Linked DNA regions of Mus musculus: region 2 is linked to region 1. Evidence: chromatin contacts called from ENCODE POLR2A ChIA-PET data. All regions are on one chromosome and are shown on one strand. The core of a region is the stretch at or near the end of the contact, and the rest is flanking DNA. Distances in the headings are between cores, read along the strand shown. Region 1 holds the start of Mnt (max binding protein). Region 2 overlaps Sgsm2 (small G protein signaling modulator 2).

Evidence for each region. ChIA-PET counts read pairs that join two places held with the same protein, here RNA polymerase II (POLR2A).
Region 2: POLR2A ChIA-PET joins it to region 1 with 14 read pairs in embryonic stem cell. The contact joins the enhancer-like site here to the promoter of Mnt in region 1. POLR2A ChIA-PET finds 5 or more read pairs at or near these places in 4 of 5 experiments (Patski and embryonic stem cell).

Annotation. Positions count from the first base shown.
Region 1 is chr11:74,829,169-74,835,008 of GRCm38, forward strand. It overlaps Mnt (max binding protein), which reads left to right and starts at 1,756. Exons shown (of 6, transcript NM_010813.3): 1 at 1,756-2,233. The coding sequence starts at 2,161.
Region 2 is chr11:74,873,831-74,879,836 of GRCm38, forward strand. The region is part of intron 2 of Sgsm2 (small G protein signaling modulator 2); the gene reads right to left. Among named protein-coding and RNA genes, the nearest start is that of Mir6926, 8.6 kb to the left of the region's middle. Within about 2 kb of position 3,145, at least 2 of the 3 ENCODE cell types and tissues checked have a DNase peak (open chromatin) inside an H3K27ac peak, as active enhancers do.

The DNA of each region.
Region 1 (5,840 bases), core at 506-3,005:
TCACACGCTACAGTTCAATACATCAAGATCAAAGACTCCATTCAGCTGTGCCGGGTGTCTTTCTCTAGGATAAACCTGAAGGGGAAGGGAGACCCGCCACCCTCTTTTGTTCTGTGTTCCTGGCAGCTCCTGAAGTAGGCAGGTAATGTTGGATAGGTTGGATTGTCACGGTGGCCCGCTCTACGATCTTATGGTTGGGTTTCCGGTGCTGTGCGATGGAGCCCAAGATCCTGAAAGCACCGACTGGCATGTCTCCATTTCCCTTGCATTGGCTACCATGGAGGTTGAAGCATTAACAGGTAACTGACTATCCCTAGCACTGAGAGTAATTGCATCGGCTTCGTTGTGCCCATAATATTCTAGTGCTTTTCAATGCTAACTGTACGAATGGAGATTGTATGGCTTTCCACCAAAGAGAGTTCCAGATGTAGGATATTTTTGTTGTCCTAATCAAGAAGATGTAAGTGCTCAGCCCCCTTCCTGAACTGCAGTTTGATAGTTCTTCACTTTTGCGAGGACCCGAGGTGGTAAGAGGCAGCTGGCGGTTGAGAGAGGTCTGACTAGACTACGAGTTGCTCAATGAACAAGGAGCAGTTGGAGTAGTCCCTTCACTTGGGCCTCAGTTTTCTTACCTGCAAAGTGCAATGATTTGGGCAAGCTGACTTCAAAGATCTTTCTGACTGTACCTAGGGACAGTCCTAAGCCCTGCAGCCAAGATAAAGACTGACTGGCGAGCTTAGGAGAGTGCGCGGTTCCAACCCAACACAGTGAGCGACCCCGCCCCGCGCCCAGCGGGCCGCTAGGGTAGCGCGCGGCTTCCGCCCTCCACGTTGTTGTTCCTGATTTAGGCCACGCCTCCTCGGCCTGGGCTTTGGACGCTTCTCCTTTTGATTACTGGTGCCGGGGCCCAACAACGAGGTGCCCTCTAGAGTGGCACACTTTTAGTCCCCACCCATATCAGAAACCGGTGGACAAAGAATTTAGGAGAAGGGAAGTAAGCCCTGGTTTTGAATGGGAGGGTAATGTAAAGCAGGGGATGGACTGCGGAATTCCCCTGTAGGTGTCTCACCCTTCCGTCACCCGGTGGCCCTATCCGCACCCGCTAATACGACCCTGTAGACACTGTCCCTTTAAACCGAAGGCTGGCGGCGCGGGGTGTCCATGTGGAGCTGCTCCATGCCGTGTTGTCCTGCCCGCCCATTGGCGGGCGGCCTGGTGATGTAGCCTAATAGGATGCGAACGCACTGCGGGGGGAGGAACAGAGACAAAATCCGGAACGGGATCAGCTCTCCCGTCCCTCTGTCAGGACTCTAGCAGCCTGCTGTCAGCTCCGCCCAGGGGCGGATCCCGGGGGGAATTGCGACAGACCGGACGGCTGCGGGATTTAGGTCGTGTCTACGTGGGGCGAAGAGACCTAGGGGTCAGACTATAGGTCTCCCTGACCTGTGTCACCGCTGTCTCAGCTAACCGAAGCCTTGGGCTTCCCATTCTCTCAGCAAGGCAGATCCCGCCGTGAATGCCCTAAGCACGCAAACCCCGTTTAACTTGTGGCTGGCCACGGAGAGGAGGGGCAAGTAGGGAAAGCGGAAACAGCGAGGAAGCCTGGTTCCATCTTCTCACCCCCACCCAAGCCACGTGTGCGCGCGCGGTGGGCGGGGCCATCCCTGGCGCGGCCCCGCCCTCAGTGAGACGCCGCGGCCCTGCGGGCGGGGGCTCCGGTCCGGGCTTTGGCTGCGGCCCCGGTGTAGTAGCGGGGGCGGCGGCCGGGGGCAGCGCGGCTCCTTCCCTTGTTGTGTGTGTCGGTGCCTCCTCGCCATCTTGTTGCAAAGCCCTTTCTTGTCGGCGGGACTCCGGGGGCCGCGGGGCGGGAGGCATCGGAAGGGAGGAAGAGGAAGAAGGAAGGAAGAAGGCAGTGCCGCCTTTTTTATTTTTTGCATCAAAATTTTTTTAATTTGCAAATTTTTATTTTGCAAATATTTTGGGAGACATTGATTTTTCTCCCCGTGCTCCCCCGTTCTTTTCTGAGGAGTGCGCTGCGCCGCCCAGCCCTGTCGCCCCCCGGAGGTGATCCCTCCCTCCTGCCGGCCCGCCAGCCTGACCTGTGCTTGGCTCGCGGGCCGCAGCCTCGGCCCCGGCGCGCCCCCGGCTGCTCTCGCCGCGATGAGCATAGAGACGCTACTGGAGGCGGCCCGCTTCCTGGAATGGCAAGCGCAGCAACAACAGAGAGCACGTGGTGAGCGGCCCGGCTGGGCCCCTGGGGCACTGGGCAGAAGGGGAGGCCAGTGACCCCGATCCCTGAACCCACTGGAAATCGCAGGGAGGCCCCTCTATGGCGCGACCTAAAAAGCCGGGCACAAACTCCCCGCAAGAGCTGCCGTCCGGGAGGAGTGATGCGAACGTTGAAAATAATTAATGAATTCATTAACATGCAAAGAAGGACCCAGTTTCTGCGGGTACCACCCTAGCTGACTGGCACCCCCGTACACCTTCAGTGGGGGGCCCCTTAGTTGTGGGCGGGCGGCGCCCTCGCTACCATTGAGGATGTGTGAACCGGGGGATGGGGAGAGGGATGTTGATGTGTGGGGGTGGCAGACCCGCGTGTGCTTGCGTGTGAGCACCAAGATGATGTGTGATGGGAACCGGGGAAGAGCGGATGAACGGACCTGTACACGGGTGTGTTTGTACAGCACACGAGTGGGCGTGTGCGTAACTGAGTGGGGGTGGGGAATACTCTACGCCGAGCTGCTCTTCGGATTCCCTGGCCTGGGCTGGAGGGTGCGGGGAGCGCTCCCGGCAGATCTACGCGCTGCTTGGGGCGGAGGCGGCCTTTGCAGAATGAAATGACATCGCGTGTCTTATGATCCTGGCCAGCCCCGCCTGACCCCGCCTCCCAGAGCTGGGCTGGGTCGCACGTCTAGCTTTGGCTGAGAGCTGCGCTGATTGGGTGCATGTGAGTGTCCCGCGGGTCGCTGGGGGCAGCCCTAGGCCCCCCTGCCTTGCCCTGCTTTAGCCGGTGTGGAATGTGGCGTGTCTGCGCGTTTCAAACCCGCTCTTGGCTGGAATGTTGCGTGTGCCTGCGTCCCAAGCCCGTTGGTTACCCGGACTGCTGACGTAGTCAGGCCCCGCCCCCGACCACGTGCACGGGGGACACTCCCGCTGGGGACTGTGCGGCCCGGCCCCTCCTCACCGCCTCGCGGTTGCCTAGGGGCGGGGTCTGGGCGGGGCTGGCGAGGGGCCTGGAGTCGGGTTGGCCTCCAGCTCTGGTTGCTGGCCATCTCCCAGGGAGAGCCTTTGCCCTGGGTAGGAGGAGCTATGTTCACCTAGGCTCTTGCTGGATCCTCCTGTTTTTGATCCTGTAGCGAGGGAATCCTCAGAATCTCAGGGTGACATCTATAAGTAACATCTCACTGACCCACTAACAGTGTCCCTAAGCCCTTCTGGCAACAACCCGGCCACATTGTTATAAGCTCGCCTAAGAAGGGTAAACTTTGGCGCGCCCTCAGAGGCTAAAAGAGGGTTTATGAGACTGTCATCCACCCGCTTTGGCTATGGTCCCTAGCCTTCGAGTGCTGCTTAAATAGGGGCCGAAGGGAAAAGACCCCCGCTTTCCAGCCTCTTGTGAGGGCCTCAGTTCTGAAGCAGTGTGTGTGCAGTTCCTAGGGATTCCTGGTTCCCCTACCCCCTCAGAACCCTTCAGTCGGTAGTGTTGTGGTGGAGTTCTTCGCCCTCCTTCCCTTTCTTTCTGCCTATTGTTGCTTCAGTGATGAGTCATGCAGGAGGTAGTAGTGTGTGTGTTGTGTGCCCGCGCACAAAGGCGCGCGCGCGCCTGCAGCTTGTTCCGCGCGGTGGGGCGGGAGGAGTGGTAGCCCGCAAGGGGCGGAGGAGCTGCAGGTTCGCAGGCCTTGTCAGACCGAGTAGCCACTCAAGGTCAGGAGTCACTGGAGATTTGCAAGACCCAAGTGCTTAGGTTTTTTGCAGAATGGATGGCTGGGGTATCTGTCCACATGTCCCTCCCCTTTGTGTTTTGAGTCCAGAGCAGGGTCAAGCAAGTGCTGGTGGTTAACCAGAGCGACTAGTATACCCCTCTCAGCGGCGGATGTGGGGAGGGGGAAAATTGAAGAGTTTGAGAGGAAGAGTCATCTGCTGCTACCGTCAACACAATGCAGATCAGGAATACCAATCATACCCCCCCCCCCCCATGTAATCAGGCAGTCTTGGAGAGAGGAACAGGATTGACCCTACTGTTGCCTCTGGGGAACTCTTATTTCACCTTCCAAGCCATATAGAAAAAGGGTGAAGCCCCCCCCCCCCCTTCTGCTGTGCTCTGTTAAGCCTACCTGTAAGGGCATGTGGGTTGGTGGATGCGCCTCTGCAGAGGAACCTGGGAAAAGCCCCCTTAAGAAATCACACAGCCCTTCCCCCAAATAGTGAGAGGTGGGGAGAAGCAGAGTTCAGCACTCAGGTCACAGCTAGCTGGTGTTGGACCAAAGGGTCTTAAAGGATAGATAGGTGGGGACTGGTGAGCCAAATCTACTCCAAGAACTCAAGACCAGATGTGGTTCCCACGGGCTAAAACCTCCACAGGTGATACCAACTTGCCGACCAGAACTGCTCATGCTCTGAGATACTTACTTCAGATGTCCAGCTCTGAGCAGGGTTCTCTTGTCCTCTCCATTCCCACCTACAAGGTCAAGCCTGCCGTGGACCAGCTTGGTCACGTGATGAACCCGGGGGTGTGATGCACATTTAAGCAAGGATGACAGAGAGGAAAGGCCAAGGCCGTGCTAGTGCCCAGAGGAGGGTTGAGCCTGGGTTTTGCCAGCATTTGTGGAGATGACTTGAATTATTCTCTTCTGGTTTGGAGGGAGCTTGCTGTTGTGTGCAGAAGTGCCTGCCTTATGTGCCAAGCTCTGGTAGCTAGCATACAGGAAGGGAGAATTCCTGTACACAGAAGGCTTCAGTAGTTTAGAAAGGTTGCAGTCAGCAGGAGTTCAGTGCTTACCCTCCACCCACCCCACCCCAGATGGTCTTGCTGACTTCACTGGGGTGCAAAACCTGGAGGAGGTGTGAGTCTTCCTGTATGAGAGTGAGTGTAGTACACCTGTGGGCTGGAACATTCTGTAAATCGGCCTAAACACAGATTGTACCTACAGGAGACCCCGGCACCACCAGTGTGCTTGGCCCTCCAGTGTACTCAGAGGAGCCTGTGGGTGGGAAATGAGGCAGAGGCAGAGCTAGGGGCAGGAGCAGGAAACAGTAGTGGACTGGTGCAGTCCTACAGCAGCCTCTGCTGTCCAGTCAGGGGTGACAGTGCTGGGCCAGGTGTGGTCGAGCTTCATTCAATGTGTCCTTCCTAGTATGGGAAGCATGCCTTCCTGGTGGCTCTGCAAGTGGTCCTCTGGCCTGTGTACACCCTCACTAACACAGAAAATGTAATTGAAAAGTAAATGAGACTGCTCAAAGGAGCTGTGTTCAGCCCTGAGTTGGAGGTGTTTCAGGCCCAGCTGAAGAAAGGCTCCGAAGTTGGAATTCCACGGGCTTCTTTGCCACTGTGGTTTGTGGGAAGCTGGAGCAGGGGCTGGAACCTAAGTCAGTGCTGACAGGGAGAGCAAGGCCTCCTCATTGGAGCAAGCTTGCCCTCCACTTCCTGAAGGGCAGGAGAGGTGGGAAGAGGCCAGCCATGGCAGCCCTGAACTCTCCCTGCTGGAAAACAGTTTACTATTCCTTCCAGACATTTCCTCTCCACTTCCTCCTCAGCTCCTTCCTTGTCTTGGGCTGGAGATGGGCCTGCTTCTCTCAAAGCTTTGAGTGCCCATGAGGCCATGGGGCCATGAAGCTGA
Region 2 (6,006 bases), core at 1,895-4,394, 46 kb after region 1:
AATCATTTTAAAATAAAGGAGGCAGCATGGGCCCGAGACAGGCTCTCATGTGGCCTAGAGATCTCTAAGCTTCTAACCCTCTGCTTCTCCCTCCGGAGTACTGAGATGACAGGTGTGTGCCGCCATGTTTACTCACATCTTTATTGGGTTTTAAAAACAGTAACAATAGGCTAGAGAGATGCCTCAGCCATTAAAAGCTGGGCTCACAACCAAAACTAGTGACATAACCAACCCTCTAACTGGGTACCCACGCAAAGGTGCTGTGTGTTGGGGAGGGGGGGCGTGAATGCTGCAGGGAAAGGGGTGCTACTTTCATATAGCTTTGATTTCAGAAGCAGGTAAATAAGTTACCAGCTCAAGATGATACTAACAATAGAGTAGGTGACCACCAACGGTTCCCAGGGTGAGGTGATGCTGGAGACCCTCTCCAGTCTTGGGGAGAATCAACCCCAGATGCTTGCTCTGGCCGTAGCACCTACCCACTCTCTCCCCAGCTCCTGCAGCAAATGGTTTCCATCCTCACGCTTAGCCAGTACCTGCTAAAATCTGCAGCAGGTAACCTGAGCCTGGCAGGGAGAGAAACAGTTCTACGTGCTATGACAAGCCTGAGTCTCAGGCACTCACAAAAATGGACGGAAGCTAATACAGTGGTTGGGAAGGGCCCTCAGAAACAGGGAAGACGTCAGGAAGGTCTATGAGATGAGTCCACCTTGTGACTCAGGCGCATATACATTTGTATTTCCATCTCTGCTCAGCAATTAAAAGTCCTGGCAACTGTGGCACTTACTAAATGGCCTTCAGAGGACTACCCAGTTGTGCTAGGAGAGGGATCCAGCACTCACAATTAGCACAGCACCGCAGGAAGCTGGCCTAAGGACCAAGAGGAGTTGAGGAAGGTAAGCGTGGAGAGAAGCAGGCACACTACCTCTGGCTCAGTTTCACCTTTCTCCCCAATGCCATCTGTGCAGTGGGGGAGTTGGGTTGTAGTTGCCATGGAGAACCTGAGGGAGGAGAGTGTGGGTGGAGCAGTCATCCACAACCTGGTCCTGGAGCTGTGGGGGCAACACCCAGAGCAGAGTTTTGCTGTACTGGTCCAGGCTGGTGACAGTGGAGACAGGCGGAGCTGGCTGGCTGGCAGGGGAGGGGATGGAAGGAGTGGAGCAAGCTCCCAGTGGAACTCTGAAACTGCCACAAGTTGGAGCTTGGCTGCAGGTGGAGCAGGAGCCGCAGAAAGGCTGCCCTCAGGCACCACGGGCCTCTCTTCCCCCAGCTCCCTCTCTTTCCACACCTCAGATCTCTGATTACCCATTTCTGCCCTGGGTTTGGTAATGACAGCCTGCACTCACAGTGGACATCCTCCCTCTGTTTGGGACACATTTTCTCTCATCCTACAAGGTGATACTGACTTTACTTCAACTCTGGGGCCCTCAGCTTTGCTCAACTCCCCAGATAAGACAACAACATTCCCCTATAGATTTGCTGAGGAGGAGAAAGAATTGGTCTGGCTTTCTGGAATAGAGGTGAGAAATGAGAACCAGGCCACAGGCGCTCATTTGCCTTGCCCTAAAGGGACAATGTGACAAGAGACACAGCCTTCCTCTGTGCAAAAGCTGACCACATTTCCGCAGTGGCAAGAGTCCCACTATCTCCTAGAGTCTTTGGTCACCATGTGCCCTGTCAGATGACTGTGGCTGTGATACTACTCTACAATGTCCCTGTTCCTCTAGACTCCGTTCCTGGGTAGACCCCAGAGGCCAGCAACCAATCTGTGTAGCACAAACTTTTGGATCAAGACAGCCCCTGAGAGCTGCATGTCCCAGCTTATCCTTCTCCTTAAAACTCATTTGGTTGAGGGAGATTTCAAGCATACACAAAAGTAAGGCTCTCCCATAGACCTACTGCTCAATTTAAAATAGCTAACAGGTATCAGTTGAATTTTATTTCAGCTAAACCACATGTAACTAGTTTTTATTTATTAAGATAGGTTTTTTTTTTAATTGATTGATTGAGATAAGGGTTCTCTGTGTTATCCTAGCTAGCTGTCCTGGAATTCACTCTGTGGACCAGGCTGGCTTTGAACTCAGAGAGATGCACCTGCCTCTGCCTCCTGAGTGCTGGGATTAAAGGTGTGAGCCACCATGGCCAGCTTTATTTTTGGATTATTTGAGGTAACTTTTAGACTCTTGACCCAACTAATATACATACCTTTACTGAACAACAATAACGACTTTTCCCCCTTTTTTGGAACCAGTCTTGCTGTATTACTTTGGCTAACCTAGAACTCATGTTGACCAGGATGGCCTCAAATTCACAGTAGTTCTCCTGTTTATACCTCCCCAATCTGGGTGCTAGGATTATAAGTGGATCATAATGTCCAACCCTAATATCAATTACTCGATATGATTCATTTCCTTCCCGATTGTGTGCCCAGATTTCAGATTTCCCCAGGTAGCCAGAACATGGACTCCTAGGAACCCCGGGTTATTTCTGAGGAAGGTTTCCGGCGACGGTTCGAGAACAAGGTGTCCCTGGATACCACGTTACATGCTTTGCTTACATGGCTCTTTTTGAGTTTTTTTATCTCCAGAGCCTGATCACTGAGCTAACCACCCACCCCTAGCCCCGAGGAGCTCTTCCAGTGCTGGAATTTATCTTCTGGGGACAGGCTCAGGGGAGAAAATAAACAACTAACTGGCTATGAGTTAGACATGAACAGCATGCAAACCTTGGTCCGTCTGACTCCAAAATCTCATCACTGGACCAAACCACATGACCTTGGCTAAGTTCTAGCACAGGAGGAAAGAAACCAGTTGCTTTGGACATCTGCCTTCCTTCCTTACCATAGCTGAAGAGCTACTTAACTTGTTCATTTCTGGATGGAAAGCAGAAGACAGTCTGAGAATAAGCTATTCACTGGATGCAGGAGGGAAAGAGTCCCTTTTGCTGAAAAGAGTCAGGCTAGCTAGCAACCGCCTGGAGTCTGAATCACAAAACGTGCAGAAGCATCTCTGGCTGCAGTATCTATCCCAGGTGGGATGCAACCTCCTGCAGCAGCTGCTGCTCTCCCGACTTATTAGTATCTCTTTGCCATTCCCCGAAGGAGCTCACTCGCGGCAGGGGAGATCTAACTGGCTAATGACAGCTGCTTAGCAACAGGGAGCTGGCTAATAAAGCCCTGTGTTATTCCCAGTTCCAGGCTCCACCCCCACTTCCCATTACGACTCAGCCTCAGTCTCAAGCAACCCTCAGGTCGGCCTAGGAAAGCAGCTGATTGAGAAGACAGGCTGGCCCGGCCCCACCCACAATGCAGCTGGTGTGAGACCTGCTCTTCAAAGTCAAAATCCTCTCTCAGCCACCTAAGGTTAAGTAAGATTCACAGGGCTGAGGGTAGAGCTCTAGGGTAGATGCTTGTCTAGCCTGCTTCAAGATCAAGGTTCAACCCCCAGCTACACAGACACACAGACAACAGACAGACAGACAGACAGACACACACACACACACACACACACACACACACACACACACCATACACCAAAAAAAAAAAAACCCCAGAAACAACTCTAGAGCCAGGCATGGTGGTGCACACCTTTTATTCCAGGCAGAAGCAGGCAGATCTCTGACTTTAAAGTTAGCCTAGTCTATATATTGAGTTTCAGGCCAGCCATGGATACTCAGTGGGGCCTTGTTTGTTTGTTTGTTTTAAATCCTAGTACTCAACTAGAAAGATACTGTTGTAGAGGGAGGTCAGGTTCAGAGAAACATATAGTTTCAAGGGTTGGTGCTTCAATGACCTCAAATCAGTTGATGGTAAGAGAAGAACTATGCATATAAGCACATTATTATTTCAGATGTAGGTTCAAGGCACAACTTGAGATAACTTGCTATTTGCTGCTGACTCTGAGTGCTCTGTTTATACATACTACGAGCACCTTCCTCCCACCATGGAAGGAGGTGGCAGGAGATACCAATCAATGGGGGTAAAGGCTGGGAGGTGGAAGAAATGTTGGCAAAGCCACAGAGAAAATACAAAAAAAAAGCGTTATTTGTTTCAACTAGCGATTGGACCCAGAATCTCAGATATGCTAAGCAAGTATACTCTGAGCTCCAGCCCAGCAGGAAGTCTTTTGTTTGTTTGAGATGGGGTCTCTCTGTGTAACCATAGCTGTCCTAGAATTCTCTCTGTAGACCAGGCTGGCCTTGAACTCAGAGAAGCCTGCCTGCCTCTATCTCCTGAGTGCTGGGACTAAAGGCATGTGCCACAACCACTTGGCTTTAAAATGTTTTAAATCACTTATTTAGTGTGTGTGTGTGAACATGCATGTATACCAACGTGCACATGTACAATCTACCATGTGGGGCCAGGGGCAGTGGAGGTGGTCATTTCCTTCGACCATGTGTGTTCTAGGGATACAACTTAGGTCATAAGGTTTGGCAGTAAGCAGTTTTACCCACTAAGCCATCTTCCAGTCAGGCTTGTCAGGCTTTAAACTCTTTTTTTTTTTTTTTGGTTTTTCAAGACAGGGTTTCTCTGTATAGCCCTGGCTGTCCTGGAGCTCACTTTGTAGACCAGGCTGGCCTCGAACTCAGAAATCCGCCTGCCTCTGCCTCCCGAGTGCTGGGAGTAAAGGCATGCGCCACCACGCCCGGCCTAAACTCTTTTTAAAAAAAAATTAAATTAAATGTGTGTGTGTGTTGTGCGCGCAAGCATGTATGAAGGTCAGAGGACAGCCTTGTAAGCCCAGTTCTCACCCCTTTCCTGGGGATTGAACTCACATCCTTGAGTGGCAAGTGTTTTTACCTGCGGAGCCATCTCCATACCCCTTCTTTTTAAAAAGATTATTCTTTTTAATTATGTGCATATGTGTGTGCACGCATCTGAACATGTGCATGTGACAGGCCAGAAGAGGGGGTTGGATCCCTTGGAACTGGAGCTACACGTGGTTTGTGAACCACCTGACCTGATGTGGGTGTTGGGAATAAAACTACAAGAGCAGCCAATGCTTGGGAGCTAGTGAGATGGCTCAGCGGTTAAGAGCACTGACTGCTCTCCCAGAGGTCCTGAGTTCAATTCCCAGCAACCACATAGTGGCTCACAAACATCTGTAATGAGATCCAAAGCCTTCTCTGTGTCTGAAGACAGCTGTAGTGTATTCATATTAAATAAATAAATAAATAAATAAATAAATCGAGAGAGAGAGAGAGCGCAGCCACTACGCCCAGCTCCTAAATTTTTAAAAAAAATTTTAAGGATTATTTTATTTTATGTGCATTGGTGTTTTGCCTACATGTAAGTCTGTGTGAGGGTGTCAGATCACCTGGAACTGGAGTTAAAGAAAGTTGTGAGCTGCCATGTGGGTGCTGGGAATTGAACCCAGGTCCTCTAGGAAGAGCAGCCAATACTCTTAGCCACTGAGCCATCTCTCCTACAGCAACCCTAAGCTGGGTGCTCCTTTGTCACACTGTGGACCTCAGCTCCTAAATGTGCTGTGGCAGATTTTTAATCTGTAAACTGTGAGACGTAACCTCCTGTGGGCTGCGTGAGGGATGTGACCTTGTGTGGGGTGCGTGAATGAATGTGGGAGGGTGTCACAAAACCTCTGGGAATAATAAAACATGTAATGATCAAAATTAATTCAAAAACTAAATGTTCTGGGTTGTAAGATGGCTCATAGGCAAGGGTGCTTACGCCAGCCGATCGCAGTTTGATCCCCAGGCCTCACACGGTAGAAAAAAAGAACTGACTTCCACAAGTTGCTCTCTGTCCAACCGTGATGACTGCTCTTTTTTTATTTTTCAGATTTATTTATTTATTATATGTAAGTACACTCTAGCTGTCTTCAGACACACCAGAAGAGGGCGTCAGATCTCATTACGGATGGTTGTGAGCCACCATGTGGTTGCTGGGATTTGAACTCTGGACCTTTGGAAGAGCAGTCGGGTACTTTTACTCACTAAGCCATCTCACCAACCCGTGATGACTGCTCTTGGTTGTGAACTTGACTATAT